Regions from separate parts of the Homo sapiens genome. Here region 1 is linked to region 2. Evidence: chromatin loops called from intact Hi-C (ENCODE). Cell type or tissue: Calu3. All regions are shown on one strand. Links, peaks and the distances in the headings refer to the core of each region. The heading gives the core; the rest is flanking DNA. Region 1 overlaps EFNA5 (ephrin A5). Region 2 overlaps EFNA5 (ephrin A5).

Region 1 (8,342 bases), core at 334-8,333, 50 kb after region 2:
AGAAAGCAGCATCTAGAAGAGTTACTCAGGAAATATTTATTGCATGGATAAATGCCATAATAAACCACATATGGCAAAAAACCAATTAATTTTTTAAATTTCTAATTTTGTTTTTTAGAAAAGCAGATAAATTACAGGGCTCAAGTTTTACTGCACCCTCTCCAGCAGTTCCCTCGTATTTTAGTACTTTAAAAAAATAATATGCTAGGAATACATAACATCAAAGCAGAGAGTGGAACATGGTTGTTGTTGTTTGCGTGTGTTTTTTTTCTTTTTTTTTTTTCTTTTTTTTTTTTTTTTTTAAAAGCACAGACTCTGGTTAAGTGTAGCTTTGGGTCTGAATCCTCTTTCTGTGCTCTTACTAGCTGTGGGAACTTGGGCAATGTGCTTAACTTCACTGAGCTTCAATTCCTTCATCTGTAAAATGGGTGTAATAATCACAACTCTTTTCTGATTTTTGAGTCTCGATGAAATATTGTTTAAGGAACCAGTTGATTGCCAAAATAACAACTTCAGTAATCCAAGTCCAAAAAGTTTTGCATTTTTTGAAAAGTTAAGGCAACTTGAATATCCCAGATTGATATTTTAGTTCAGTAAAAAATTTCATAAATGCATAAAGATTAAGTTTTAAGACCATTTCCTATATTCTTAAGGAGCATTATGCTAGGATTACTATGCATAAGGAATTCTTCATTCCTCTTGATGTCTGATTTTTCAGTGCCTTACTTTAGTCATCTACATTAAGAATTGTTTTGCTCTGGACAGTTCACACCAATCACCTTTTTTACATAGTTTTTCTTATTGAAATAGAAGAGTGTCAAAATGGCACAATTATCAAAGCAGGAGGTAGTCTTTTTCACTGTTCATTGTCTTTTACTCTTGCAGGGGAAATGACTTGTAAGTACAATGTACTTTCTGACAATGAAACACTCGATATTTGCTTCAGTGTGTGTGTGTGCATTTTACTTTTGTTATTGAAAAATGTTTTTGATTACTGAAGTCTTATTTTAGCATTATTTACTGTAGCATCAACTTCTCTAAGATTGAAGAGGTTTATAACTGAAATGTTCTGTAGGACTGTGGTCAAATACTGGTGCACCTCCTCTAGTTTTTCAAGTATGTGTACTAGCACATGGTGTTTTAAGACACACTTGTATTAATACAGAAGAGTGGAAGGGCAGTGTTGGGAAACCGACAAATTTTAACGTTTTCTAAAGGGAAGAGAATACATATGGCACAAAAATCAGATAGTAAGTACCCAGATATAGATGCAAAGTACATCTTAGTCACCAAAAACTATTTAGTTTTTCTTTGTAAGTTTTGTGTTATTTTGAAAATAGAATGGAACAATTTTCTCCCCTTGAAAGCCAGCATATTTTTTAAGAATTATATCGGGTCTCTATTTGAAAATAGTCCTTCTATTCGCTTTGTATACTCCCACAGGTCTTTAGTGAAGCTGCAATAATGCACCTTTTTATTTAAAGAATGAGTTTAGGGAATTGTGTCTGTTTCAAGTTGTCCCTAGTCATTTTTTAGGAAAGCATGAATGAATTTCAAGGGCTCTTAAATGAAGGTTAAATAAAGAACATGAAAGAGGATATTTAGGGACTTGTGGAAATTATTCTGTTAATTGTAATTTCCTCTTATGAAAACAGTTATTTACTGCCAGGTGCCCTCTTAACCTTCTGAGCATGCATACGCAGCATCAGCTCAGGTGCTGTTGGAGCTAGACCTGTACCTCTGCCTTCTGGTAATGGCTTCGCCTAGCACACTTCACATAGTTTGAGTGAAATCAAAGGTGGAGGAGGCAATTCATAGGAACACAGGGTATTGAAAAGTATTTTTAAATTTGTTGACAAGTTATTTGATCAAGTAGCATGGATTTTAAAAGGAAATGCATGCCCTGTTAAGTGACTAAAGGATGAGTCTAGTTTAACTCCTGTTTAAAAGAATCAGAGAAATTAATGCCAGGTCTGTGAAAAAGGAAAATAGAGCAGATATCACCGCTTAATAGATTTTTACATTGGGACCATCTTGAAAGTTTGCAAAAGGAGCCTTAAAAGTTACTCAATAATCAGGACTTGATGGAAATTCACGGTATAAAGCCATAAGAAACTGAAGACTCCTAAGTACCCTTCCCATTGTCTGAATTTTTCAAAGGCTGTGACACTCAGACGAGAAGTTCAAAACCAAAATAATTTTTATTTGTACTGCTTTTAAGAATTCAGAATGCTATTATGAGACAGAGGAAGCATGTAGAGTTCTGACCTCCTAAGGGAAAAGGAGGAATTATGTCACCTTTTGCTTCCTTTACCCTACTGAGACTCAATGGTGAAATGGAAACAAATTAAAGGATTGTTCTTTTTATCCTTAAATGTCAAACGTGGTTGCATCTCCTAAAGAAATAATGCAACTGATTAATTGTGTAATTTCACAGGGAAGCAGTAATTCTCAGCCTTATAAACATGTAATGCACTAATTTGGTTTCAGAGTTAACTGAAACAGTTTAATGAGCTGCTGTATCACGTGTGTGTACAGTGTTACATAGAGCAGATGCCAGGAAAAAAGGAAATAACACACCAGTGACACTTGGAATAACAGTGTTTATACTTCATTGACTTTGGGTTGTCAGCATGCTATTCTCTGTGTTTCTCTTAGTAACTTATTAAGGCAACTGAATTTCAGTGTGATGATGTCTGAGTGTCATTTCTTGTAAATTACACAAGCATGCACACACCAAATGCATAGTCAATCTTTGGGAAAAAAATAATACTTTCTAGAATAGACGACCAAAATATTATCCACAAGATACATACACACAGAGTGAAAGGTTACTCTCTGAACCTCGTGCATGCTGGAAGAACAGCATTTGGGCCTTTCATCAGAAGAAATACTATTTCTACAGACTTTCCCACTCATCTATTCTTGCTCTATTTTCACCAAATGGTCATGTAACTCTTGGTTTGAAAGTTGTCATACAGCCTTACAGCAGGCTTATATTATCTACAGAGTTCTTTATGGGGAAATATAAATCACCACAAATGAGACTTTTCACAGCCAGAGATATGTAGAAATTTGTGTCAGTGCTTTGCTGGCTTGCTAAAAAAATATCTCTAGGCTCCGAAGCTCTCACAACTCATCCTTGCTCCCTACCCTTTTGGGAAGCAATTCTCAAAACTTGAGATTTATGGTCCAGAAAGCTGATAGTGGCTATCAAGTTTTCTGTTTTCTCTTTCTTTATTATTAATGCAGAGAACGAGGCATTATCATTCATTATTTTAGTTCATGAGTATCCTTTGGGCTTGAAATATGGTTTCTGGGGATATGGCTTACCTCTGTTTAATAGGGGAAATATGTGGACTTTGGCAACAGGCTTCTTTTCCATCGAATATTTTAAGTCAGATTGTATAAAATCCACATTAGGAACAGAACTTTAATATGTATGCTATGTATGGGTTTGGTTTTAAAGTTTAAAGCTTCACAAAAAAATTAATTCATTCTGAGCCTCAAAAGTAAAATATCATGAATTGGAGAACAGCCAGCCAGGTCTATTATTGTTGGGAATTGGAATGATAATATCTTTTCATTTTACTATTTTTAGAGATATACAATATTTCCAACTAGCTTTATCTACATTAATGTTAGCTAAGTTTTAGTTTTTGGTTAACATTCCCTTTTGCATGTAAACCCATAAAAACAAATAACATGTGCTCTGAATCATTTTTAAGAAGAATGTATATTGTTTTTAACTTGCCCAATTTTTAGTACCTCCAATATCAGGCTTCTAATGTAAATTTGCTTTGTCTGATTTTTTTTTTCACAGACATTTTTAAAAGTTCATTTTCTCCTCCAGTAAATTGTTACAAATTCTGACTAAAATCTGAATTGATTAAGTTTTACTGCATGTTTTGCTTTAACAGTTTCTGTTGGTCCTCAACCTTGATTTCAGACATACTTGCTTCATTTTAGGTGGAATTTTTAATGGGCAAATCTAAGTAAGCAAGGAGAGTAAATTGGAGGCTAAAAATGTGAACAGGCAAATTTTTTACTTTTAGTATATTGCTTAGAGGTCTTACTATATACAGTGGGGGCAGTTCAGTTCAGTCAGTTTTGAAGCAGTATGATGAATACTGCAATGATTTAAATGAAGTTTAGTTTAGCCTTTTGCTAAAGGTTTACTCATGCTTTAACTAATAACTCCTCCGGTAACACTTGTTCTGATGGTTGTAATTAGAGTGATTTAGCATATATTGCATGTACTAAGTGGCAGGCACTGTACCTAGCACTGTATCTGTTTTAAATTGTTGAATCCTCATCTGTGAGGCCGGTACTATCATTATCTATCATATAGATGAGGAAACTGAGGCTCAGAGAGGTTAAGTGACTTGCCTGAGATCATGTAGTTAGTACTGGGGTCAGGATTTGAACCCATGTAGTTTGACCCCAAGCCTAGAGTCTTTATTCAATTATTTCATAATAAATATTTTAAAAGACGTTAAAAGTAGACAGATTTCAAGCATCATTGGCAAGTCGTTATCTAAGTTCTACCTTCACCTTGGAACTTAGGTAGACCCTGTTCTCAAGACAGCTAATGGGAAATGTATAGGGAAATTTCATGTCAACTTATTCCTGAAATTTACATACTAGGAAGTAAATGGGTTTATAGAACAAAGCAGAGTACTATTGAATGGTTTGTGGGGTCAGACATGATGACATAATGAAATGTGTCATTCACCATTCCTGTTTCAATTGTGATGAAGGCATTTAATGATTAGCAAGAGTATTGAAAGTATATGTCTCTTCAGTGCCCTGAGTCATTTTTCAGAGGTTAAATTTCATTAACAGAATCAATAGCACAGTGTAGGCGTTGGTGGATATATTGCAAAGCCTAGTGAACAACTGTCTCAACATTGCAGCTTGTTAACATGATGCTCCATGCCAGGGATTGCCTTACCTTATCTAGCCTTAAGCAGCACAGCAGCTGCAAATTATTGTTTCACTTATTGTAATTAGTTATACTTGCTGTTGCTATTGTTATTTAAAATCCACCAGTGTTTTACAGACTTGCAGTTACTATACATCTTTGCACAAGAAAGATGAGTAGGGCTCCCATAAGGGGAAAGACACTGAGAATTTATAACATTTGAAATCCTTTTGAATGAAGTTAAGGAATTGTAGCAGCCATGTGCAGCACCCAGATTTTACACAGAGGGGATCTTGGCACTGGTTCATGAGGGTGATTACCGGAGTCAGGGAGCCCACCCAGCAGCCCTCCAAAAAACAAGCTTCACACCGCTCACGTGGATTTCTTCTCTTACTGGCCTCGCCTCTCCTGATAAGGAATCAGAACAGCATAAACTCAGGGATCAATGAAAAGGTCTGAATGGAGTGGAGAGTATTTGGAAAATAAAAACTGGATAGATTGGGTCAGATTATGAAGCACCATTAATTCTGTTCTGAAGAGTTTTGAATATATGTAACAGGCAATAGGGAGTAGTAGTATATTCTTAAAGAGTAAACTGATTTGAGGCTTATCATATAAATACATTGAAATCATTTGTTTTATGACTAGGTGCTTGCTGGGTATATATTAATAGCTAGCATGTAGTAAGCACTTATCCATTCCATATGTATATATATATATATAATCTCATCCATACTTTATCACAGGTACGTGTTAGGCACTGTTATTGTTCCGATTTTACAAATGAGAAAAACTGAAATGCAAACAGGTCAAATCATTTGTTTAGAATCACACTGTTCATGTACAGTTGAGTCCAGATTTGAGCAAAGGCATTCTGACTTCAAAGTTCATGCCCTTAGCTCTTATCCATGTGTGAAAAGCAGTGTTCAAAAGCTTATTCTATAAATAGTACTGGTACTTATGCAGAAATGATTCTAATCTCAGAGATATTAATATCCTTTACTTGAGTTTCTCTTTTTTTTTAATTGCCTTTAGTTCCTTTGCAATAGGTATAGAGATTTTTGCATGAGTTTTTATGATATTTATATTAAGTGGAATTGCTAAATCAATAACATTTGCTAGATTATTAGTTTAATCAAATAACAGAATTTCTGACCTTTAGCTACAATGTGTTAGTTTATTATTAAAGTATATTTTAGATTTATTGTGGCAATTTTGTGAAATATTTGTATTCCAAATGCTATAAAACCCCTTTATTAAACTCTACTTGAGGCTGTTGGTACTTGTGCATCATTATATTTGTAGAAAATCTACAGTGGCTATAGAAGGACACACTTCAGTATTACATATTATTTTCTCATTAGTCAAGCAGTTCATCAGTGCTTACTGAGCTATGTTTACCTAGAGGGCCAATGTAGGGGACAGTGTGGAGAAAGTATTCAATATGATTTTTGTCCTCTAGGAGCTCACAATCCAGTGTGGGAAAAATATATTCATGAAAATAACAGCAAAAAGAGAAATAAAGTGAATTATAAGATTAGCACTTTCCATAAAAGAGAGAGAGACGACTATTTCAGGAGGAAGAGATCAGTTAAAGATGTAGTAACATATTGATTTGAGGGACAAGGTGGAATTTAAGTCTCAGGGCTTAAGACGCTATCCCAAATTTCGTGATCTGTCTGGAGATGATAGGTAAAAAGTCAAATTCTTGGAACCCACTTCCATAAAGTTTGATTCGTTCAACTTTATGAGGTTGCAATGTAGGAATCTATTTTTAATAAGCCCTCCAGCTGTTTTTCCTGCAAGTTGTACCACACTTCGAGAACATTGGCTTAAAGTAGGAATGGATGGGTCTGAATTCAAGACTTGAAAGAAGTGGGTACTAGAGGATTTGATTAAATGGAAGGGTCATGTCAACAGTACCATCAGTCTTGAGAAATGGCAGTCTTTGTGATGTGAATGTTGGTATAATCCAGGGAGCTCTGGTTAGGGAGAGACTAAGTCTAAGATAAAGACTAAAATAGACTAAGATTCTGGGAGTCATCTAATTCACAATGGTCATAATAAATCCTTCCTTCTGCCTGACCAAGTAAATTGTCTCATTGCTTTACCTGTAAATTAGACATAATTTGACCTTGCTGATGCAAACAAAAACCATAGAACCCTTTAGGGTTTTTGCATTTCTTGTACAATTGAACAAAATTTTTTATCATAAAATAAATTTCTTTTTCAAAGTGGCAAGCTGTGTTAGGATAAGAATCAGAAAGCCACATAAAAATAGAAAACAGGCAAGATATCAAGTGATAAGAAATATTCATTTTGGACCAACAGTTTCGAAGGAAAATGTGTACCTGGAGAGAAAGAAATGAATAATGAATAGTTCCTGTAATATTCTATTTATATGACATGAGGTTTTTGGAAGGAACACTGAAGAAGTCAGTGCCCATTGTCTGTGCCTTTTGTGCTTGTCAGTTTGTTTTGCTCTCCCTGATGTCAGTTAGAGTCTGATGAAAATGGAGTCAATTTAAATGGAGCAATGATTTGGTTATGATTAAAGGTCAACAGTGATCTGTACTTAATCACTATTTACCACTTCTGTATTGGGTTAGACAACAGTCATTTTTTTAACCATATAATATGCCCTGATTCTTAGAAAATAAGTCTATTATTTCATAGGTTCCTTTTAAAAGTATTATTAAGTTTTGAAAGATAGATGAGATGAGAATGAGGAGGCCTGGGTTTTGGCTTCACCATTCATTAGGTTTGGAGAGTTGGGCAGGAGACTTCAACCCATGCTTCAAGTTTTCCATGTGTAAATGAGTTGAAGTGCTAGTTTAATAAGTGGTTTTCTTAATATTGATATTTGAAAGGCAATTAGTTACTTTCCTAGTTTCTGTCAAAATTAATGGTAGCTTCCATGACAAATTTTTATGGGTACTTTTAATTATACATTTGCATGTGTCAAAAATAGTTTCTATCATCAACTAGTTTGAAATACACTGGTGGTCAGAAATAGCTCACTGTCATTTACTCACAAGGGCATTTTTCTTACCATCTTTGCAGAATCAAATATGGCCAAATATATTAATTGAGTTCAAAAAGTATTAATTCAGTTCACTGTGGTTCATTTAGAGTGTTCTACAGTGGTGAGGATGAAGAAATAATCAGTCTACTCACTTAGAGAACCATTTGGGGGTGACATCCAAATCTGTAGTGGTCAGTTGAACGTGTACAAAATATTTTCAAGGGCTAACTAGAAAATTGCCTGTCTGTTGGCAGGTTTTGTGCACCTGGTTTTTTTTCCCTATAGTCTCATACCTGAGAAACGTGGAGAAATGTTCTTTTTCTAAATTGAAAAACTCAGCTGTAGTCTAAATGAAATGGGATAAATTATCTTTTTCACAATTATCCATTAAAG
Region 2 (8,342 bases), core at 24-8,023:
GTGAGTTTCAGAGCCCCTCCTAATGAATTTTAGACTGAGAATCTCATTCTCCTGGAACTATCTATCACTTGAGAATCAGAGTAATTATTTCCTATTGCCCTTTGTGGAATACAGTTATAATTGCATTACTGTTAACGGTGTTCGCATTAACACTTAATTGTTAATGTCCTCCTAATTTGGAGGAAATCATCACCTCTTCATATTTCATTGCTAGAAAGAGTTGTTAAAGAGAATAATTTGAAGCTTCCAAATGGAGAAACAAGAAATGATGCTAGAATTCAGAGGTGGAATTTGTGGGATGACTTCTCTTTCTGGTATTTGTGTGTGCATGTTTGTTTTCTTTTAAGGTATTATACGTCTACTTCCTTTTGAGATTAAGCCACAATGCACAGTCATTCACTGGAAAGTAACAGGGATTCTTGTGATGTGGAAACAGCTCTTGGGTGCGTGGTAAAAAAAAAAAATAAAGGGGGGGCAGTAACTTCTCTCATAGTTGACATCCTGTTTGAGTGTTGAAAGACACATTAACAAGAAAAGAAAGACACCACTGTGGCAAGGTCAGTCAGAAGGTGGTGGGCTACAGGCCTTGACTTTCAGATGATTGTTAACTTCTTCCTTTACAATATACTGAACTGCCTGTTGTTAACAACCAAGCCATTCCTTGGCTTAGCTCCGCAGCAGGAAACTGAAATATTTTGAGAAGTCTTTATTCAGGCTTGCAAAAAAAAATAAAAGAAAGAGGAAATACCAAAATTAGATCAATCTTTGAATCTATTAAGGGGAATATTGTTTAGGGCATTTGAGGATCTATTTTCTTATGAATGTAGGATGGGCAAGTCTGTACCACTGGTTTGGTACTTTCTTAGGGGCCTGAAAGTGTAACTGCAGTTGAGGAGCGCAGGGAACAGCTTCATGGATGCTGGGCTGGGGTAGTCACATGGGACCCAGTGTTCAAAAGGGCCTGGTGTTTGGTTGAATGTTGTGCTGCTACCATCTTGAAATTCTTAATAATGTTTTAACAAGGGGCCCCACATTTTTATTTTGCACTGGATCCTGCAAATTCAAAATGCTAAGCACTTAGTTGGTCCTGCTAAACATTCATTGGTGGTTGTGGCAGAATGTGGTTTAAATTTTACCAGGTGTGCTAGAATCTATATTCTCCTCCATCACCCATAAGTAATTAAATTCTGTGCTCCTATCAACACATAAACTGGTTTGACAACAACATTTCAGACTTGTTCTTTTTAAAAAATGTCATTTAGTGAAGCAGCTGTATTTCCTTAATGCTTACATGATGCCAAATAACCTGTATGGCCTATTTTTTTTTTCCTTTTCAATTGTTTATTTCTACATCACATGTAGCTGATGGGTCCTTGTTAAGAAAACACAAAGAATTAATTAATGAGTTTAATTTCATGAGTTTTAATGTAAGCTTTCAACCAAAAGAACTGTGAAAGCTGGTAGAGTGCCAACATTGGTGAGGTTTTAACTCTTGCACACCCAGGAACACATTCCTTAATTTCTAAGGGTGTGATTCTTTAGTCCTGGAAGATTTCAAAAGCACCTCCAGGCTAGGAGTGCCTCCTTCTAAGGACAGTCACCTGGCACCATTCAGTTCAGAATGGACGTTTCAATGATTGCTGCTAGCAGAGCTTGATTTCTTATCAAGTTATGCACTGTCAAGTGAGGAACTGCACCATTCATTTTATTTTGCTCTCTGACTCATTAGCTTTATTTCTTATAAACACCCTTCCCTTCCAAGCACAATCTAAAAATTTCTGTCATTAAAAGCAATTTTGTTTTTCCTGCCTAAGGGTGACTATTTCCAAGAAAATATGTGCATTTTGACAATGTGATTCTTGCCTATTTAAAGCTACAAGTATAATTTCTTTTTTATTGGGTGATAAACTTTCCTTCTGACAAAACAAAGGGCAGTCAAGATTTCTTCCCATTTTAAAAACTGTGATTTTGCATTTCTTCACAACATGTTTTAAAGCACATTTTGCATAACTCTGCTTTTAAAAAGAATGGTATATGGCTTGTATGCTATCCGTTCTACCAAGATGTCAGTGATATTGAGCATTAAACGAAGTGTGATCATGAAAATAGAACAAAATGCTATGTCATAATTGAAAGTTTGGCTGTAAATGTTTCATTCTTATAGCTATAATATGATTATGAATTTCCCATGAAAAACCCTAAGCCTGATTTTGATGTCCACATGTATGTAGCCTATGTTTGTTACCTCTTTCTGATGATTTTTGATTTGCTGTGCAAAGGAAAGGACCTTGGACAGTGGGTCACTGGTCTCTTTCCTGCTTCTGCCTGGGAAAGACAGCGTGGTAACATTTCCATGCCCTGCCTCTGGGTCCGCTGCCATTAGCACTCAGAGCTGGCTTTTCCTGCTGACTCTGACTCTTATATTTTACTTCTAGGTCAATAAAGCCCAAAGGTAAAGCTGCCTGATGAACAGGCTGTGAGACCGGATTTCTCACACTTTGGTTATCCACGTGCCACCTTCACAACTTTTGCCATGTGCGCATATCACCTATGTCAGAATTTGCTTAATATTTTTCTTTCAAATAGACACTATTTTTTTTACCTAATTTTTTTCATGGAAACTTTATAGCCTTTTTCCAAATGTCCCTTTGCTATGAATGTACATATTATTGTCATAAGCCAACAAGCCTCAGATCCAGAAGCCTGCTCTTTCTCTCTATTGAAAGGAGAGATTAGCCAGTGCTAGAGAGGTGTTAAAGACCTATTAGCACTATAGTGAGACTTTTTTTTTCTTGACTGCTTGAGAGAAGATTCATAGAGTTACTTTTCTCATTACATCATTCATTGTTTGTTAATGCCATATCCACATATCACCTGTAGTTCTCCTCACACTGCTAAAGGTCTAGGTATTCACTTTGAAAGTACTGCCCTAAGTGATGAGATTTGATAGATGCTGAGATGGCCCCTCCACTTGGCATGTTGTCTAAAATTCCACCATTACAATCATTCCTTTAGATTTTTATTTCGATTTTGTTCAGTAATTACCTATTTAAATGTAAATTACTGTGTAACCTCTTAGTAATCTTCTAAAGATTGGTTTTCCTTATTATTGAGACTAAGGCTCCATCAATGAAGATAGGCTTGAAATCTGAGCTGTGGAAGAATAAAAGAAATACTTAAGACAAACCTAACGCTCTTCCCAATTAATTTAGGATTGTTATCTCTTCTTCGGTATTTCTCTTAGCCTAGTATAGCGCCTTCCATTTGCCCCAGCTCCAGCTATCACACTTCCCACAACATTGGAGTCAAATGCCAATGCTTCTGGAGCCCTTTCCTGATGGCCCACCCCAAACGCTCAAGCCTTTGTGCATCTCACCTACCAGACTCACCACACTAACTTACAGACTAGGGATTTGTGAGCTTGCCTTATCTCCTCTTGTAGACACCGAGTGAGTGGTGTACAAACAGGAGATCTGACTTCATTAACTGTGACAGAAAGTGAGAAAGGCAAGTGTCTCAAAGCAAATTTCTCTAAGTCGATCTCGCGAGAACATTCCTCATGCCGCACAGCTGGGAAGGGTAGCATTCCATTCACCCAGATTTGGCCCCGTGACATCAGCCTTGTTCTCCTGTGCATGAATCATTAAAACAGGCAGACACTGAGACTTGCTGAGGTGTGGGAGTGGAGAAGGGAGTCTGGGAGAGAGAAACCTTTCCCAGCATTTCCGCTCTGGTGCCCGGCTCTGCTTGAGCTATCTTTCTCCAAGCCTAGCTGACTGGGCAGGGAGGATGAAGTATTATCTCTGCAAAGCATAGCAATGACTCAGCATTTAATACCTGCACCTTTGACACATCATGGCTTAACACGACTTATGAGCCGTCTATTGTCTCTAAATCCACAGTGGAACTTTGGTATCATGAAAGAAGCTTTGGCAGTGCAGTGGCAGACTCTTTTAGCAAAGGGCTGCATCTCTAAATAACTCGAGCACCGTCTTTGGAATCAAGGTGTGATGAAAAGTGCTTTGGAGTCACAAGCACCTGCGGTTGGGTCCTAGCTGTGTGCTTAGGAGCAAGGTGACTTGATGTAAGTTAGTCTGCCTCCTCCTGCTCCCGACTTTCTCCTATGAGTGAGAGCTGAAAATGAGATACCCGGTCTTGATTTCACAGTGTGGCTGGGTGTAGTGGGCAAGGCAGGTGGTTGCAGAGCACACCGCACATGTCTGGTACCAGTAGCCGTGAACCTGAGTTCATTCCCTTTTTCTTTGTTTTTCAGTGAGGATCTCAGGCTCTATCCTGCTTGGATTGTGTGTGTATCTTTGTGAGGGGCCTTTTTCTCCCCTCGTGATATACTAAGACACCATGGCAGTACATTTAAAATGAGGGAACATCTCTGCAAGCAATCTGGACTAGCCAGAGATTGAACAAAGACTGTCACCATGATTGTATCCCTACATTTCTTACGCTGCTGTGATGGATTTGCATGAGAATAAAACCTCTGATAGTTATTTAACTACCTATTTATTTGATTTTCAATTATGTTGGACTTAAGTTCTCAGAAGCTAACTGTCATCACTCCATGATCACCATGTCAGCTTTGCTGTCATATTGGCTCATGCTTTAAGAGGCAAAGCCACATTTACGTGGCGTCTTTGGAGTAAAGCGGTGAAACCTTGGTGTTCTGCCATGTTATGAGCTGTCCAAGACTCATTTTTAGGACTCACCTGTCCATATTAACTCTTCTAATGTTCTACATAAGTTGTGACAGAACAAGATCTAGGAAACAGGGAGAAATGACTTTGGGTTGTCATGTTAGGTAACCGTCACCCATTATCTTTAGAGGCTTAAAATGTTGATGTTCACTCTTTCCAGTATGCAAGAAAAGACGGCCTTCGCAGGGCCTTGGAAAGAAGTGAAGGTGAAATCTGGTGTAATGTAAGTCATAAATTGGGTCACACTTGAAAATGAAAAGCTTTGCTGTCGCTGTTGGTAACCATTGGCCTAAGGAAAAGCAGTGGTTCGGAAACTTCCCTTGAATTGTTTTTCTTAAAAAAAAAAAAAAAGCCTCACACAGAATGGAAAGTTTGGGTCACAGGTGTAAACCCTTAGGCCGTGCTTCCTCGGTGAGCTCAGTGCTGGTCTCAAGGACAAAAAAGAGAGAGAGAAAAGGAGTTTTGCATTAAAAACAGATTTACCTCTTCAGGCAGAGGGATGGCTGCGAACATAGTCTCTGTCAGGACGCAGAGTGAGGAGGGAGAGTTGGAAACAGTAGTTGTGGACTTGAGGTGTTTATTTTCCCCTCTCCTCTTTCCTGGCGTGATGAATTTTGCTTATGGATTTGGTTTTGCTTCAGAATTCTTTCTGTGTGATAAGTGAGGGTTAGCTATTTGGGGACTGGTAGTTAATTTGAGCCTATGGGCAACTCCCCTCTTGCCTGGGATTGTATTTGTAACATTTTCCTCTGTAGGTTTAACTAAACTGTCAGGACAGCAGAGAGCTGAGTTATTGGACTTCATTGTAGAAAGCTCAGGCAGGAAATGAAACTGTTCACCTTAGAGAAGGAGCAGTGCAGCAGAGAAGGAGAAGGTCTGGGCTCAGAATCCTCTGTGATGCTTTGTTTCTCCGGAAAATTAAGTGCAGAATTTCTCCCCTTTGCTCCCCGAGGATGTACACAACAATCGATTTTGAAGCAGCAGCATCACCTCCATGTCTTGCCCCACCTTTGCTAAAGTACAATCTTGCTGTCTTTCATTTATTCTGGGGCTGGGGCAGGGGCTGCTTGTCATCTTCATCAGAAGGTATCCCTGGGCCTGGGTTGTGACAAGGGTAGTGAAGATTGGAGGGATATTCTGAGACATATACCCCTGGAGGACAGGAGAGTGGACCAAAGCTTCCTTTTGGTGCTAAATTGCTGAAGTGCTGCTGGTCCCGGGGCTGAATTCTAGCCAGCCCAGACTCCAGAGGTTAGGAGGTTAGGGGCAGGGTGTGCCTCAATTATTTCCCTGCCTCTTTTTGAATCCCATGAAATTCCTACTGTCCCCTCACTGTAGTCATTGCTTCTGGTTTAAAGATTCATAGTAAAACTTCCCAAAAGCTCTCCTGGGCTTTGAAATTATTTTCTTAATGCATTTAACCCACTTCCCATGCTGCTGTCATACAGAGTAAACTGTGATCTAATATGAGGTACTTGATGCCACACAAAACATTTTCCCAGTTAGGTACTTAGATGCAGCTCGGTGAGTGTGACTTCATGCCTTTGGAGTCAACATTAGAAACTTCAAATTGTCCTCACTCACAAGGAACCAAAGTGCATACTGCATTTGATGGAAAAAGAGGATATGGAAGCATATGGAAAAATACAGAAAAGCTCACTCACTCTTAATGAATTTTAAAGTGATTATAAGAAAATTCTTATAGCTATAGCATCCCTGAGTTAATTCAAGCAAGTTTTAATTATTTTGTGCCCTGAATTTACATTATCAGAATTCTTATAATTCCTCTTTATTTACTCTCTAAATTGTTTAGATCAATTGTTTTTACCAAGTATCACAATTTCTTACTGAATCCGAGTGTTTTATAAATTACATATACACATACACAAATATGTACCTATGTCTCTAGTTTTTATTGGAAAAATATTGGAAGACAGTCCTGAAAATATCAGGTGTAGTAGTTTGGCTCTTTAATTCTAATGCTATCTTTCTGATTATAAAATAAATGTATTATTGAGGAAAATCAGAAATATATATATTTTAAAGTACACTGATGAAAGTGAACTTTATTTATAATGCCACCATCCAGAATATGTTATATATAAAGTATGAAATATATGTGTGTGAATTTGTTAACATGATTAAAATTATTCTATATATTTCATTGTAATCTGCTTTTTTATTTAGTGATATGATATTTATTTTACTGGAAAAATGATCAAACTGAATTACCTCAAAATCTTTGGAGAATGGTTGTGGTTAGATTTTAGAGCAAAAATAAAAGTAGATTAACTTTGAATTAAAGACTATAGAACTGGAGCTGCCCTTGCCTCTCTATCTAATCTCAGCTACTCCATCCCCCGCTTCATAGATGAGGAAACTGAACCCTGGAGAGTATATGACATATTCAGCATCAGGATGGACGCCAGTGACTGAATGGGGACTAGAACCCACATCTCCTGCCCACTAGCAAGCTGTGTTTTCTTTCCAGCACAAATCACTGTGTGGTATTTCTCCTTATTCCCATGAATGAACTTCAGATTCATAAACCTTAGAATCTTAGCACAAAGAAAAAGGTGTGAACCATTCATACAATGGATTTGGGAGTGTCAGGAAGAAGAGAACCAAACTTGGTTTAGCTGAGGCCACTGAGTTGCTTATTAAACAGATGTGATGCTTTTCCATCTTGGGGAACAGGCATTCTGAGTAGCACTGTCCCACATAGCAGGGTGCAGCTTTACATTTTGCCAGGTGTTTTCATCTCTAATCTTATGTTTTGTTCATCACAAAGTCTCTGGGAGATTGGTAGGGTTAGTGTTTCCATTGGACTAGTGACTTAATTCTGGGAATGAAAGAACATATTAGCTCTACAAGGGCCATGCTGTGTGTGATGCTTTAGGTCTAACTCATAGTGTGGACCCATAGCCGTTTACCATGGAACTTTCTGCACTATGGTGTTTATTCTGGAGAAAAGTTTCTATTTAACATGAGGCTATCAGTTCAGCAATACAGCATTTGTCCTGTTTGTTCATTTGTTGTTGACATCAAATAAAAGTCACAATCCAGAAGCTATTTATATAAACAAAAGATGATCTTTGATTTTCTCTTTTTTGCTCATCTCTTCCCTTTTCTTTCCTTTCTTTCTTGCTGATTCTTTTCTTCAGCAAACCTCCTCCCAAGCACACTCTATCCTCCTTAGCTTTTCTGATCTTTCTCAGTTCTTCACTCTTTGCAGTGAAGATGACAACTTCATGCAGTTTTAGGACCTTGGCGTTTTTGCGTGGGGTGTGTGTGTCTGTCCGTCTGCATCCTGGCATTTTCTGGATTTCTACAGTGATCCCAGGGTCTAACCACACATGCTGCAAAAAGAACATTCTGAAGAGTTGCAGGAAATAATTGATGAAGAGGTTGCTCTGTGCAGGGCACATTGGAATTTAGTTAATGTGTAGCCTGAAGCAGAAAGTACCGGGCTGCTTTCGGGGCCCTTTGAAAACATGTACAAGTATTTGGTGAGAACTTCATAACTCAGTTAAGCTGTCTTTGATTCCAGAGATATCCCTAGAGCCAGTGAATAAATTACAGATGCTTTTTTTAAAAAAAAATTTACTCAATGCCTATATTAAATAATTGATT

The links. Peaks named below come from ENCODE experiments on the same cell type or tissue, not always from the same donor. Only the 100,000 strongest peaks of a DNase experiment are listed, where the experiment ranks them.
Region 1: a loop joins it to region 2, with 2.7 times the contacts of the local background. A loop is called at or near these places in 9 of 110 quality-filtered maps.

The regions. Positions count from the first base shown.
Region 1 is chr5:107,412,483-107,420,824 of GRCh38, reverse strand. All of the region lies in intron 2 of EFNA5 (ephrin A5), which reads left to right. Among named protein-coding and RNA genes, the nearest start is that of EFNA5, 250 kb to the left of the region's middle. In Calu3, for the core only: no CTCF peak of the experiment used is centred there; a DNase peak (open chromatin) is centred at 4,779.
Region 2 is chr5:107,461,782-107,470,123 of GRCh38, reverse strand. The region is part of intron 1 of EFNA5 (ephrin A5); the gene reads left to right. Among named protein-coding and RNA genes, the nearest start is that of EFNA5, 200 kb to the left of the region's middle. RefSeq lists an enhancer at 4,073-4,574. In Calu3, for the core only: no CTCF peak of the experiment used is centred there; DNase peaks (open chromatin) are centred at 473, 907 and 3,633.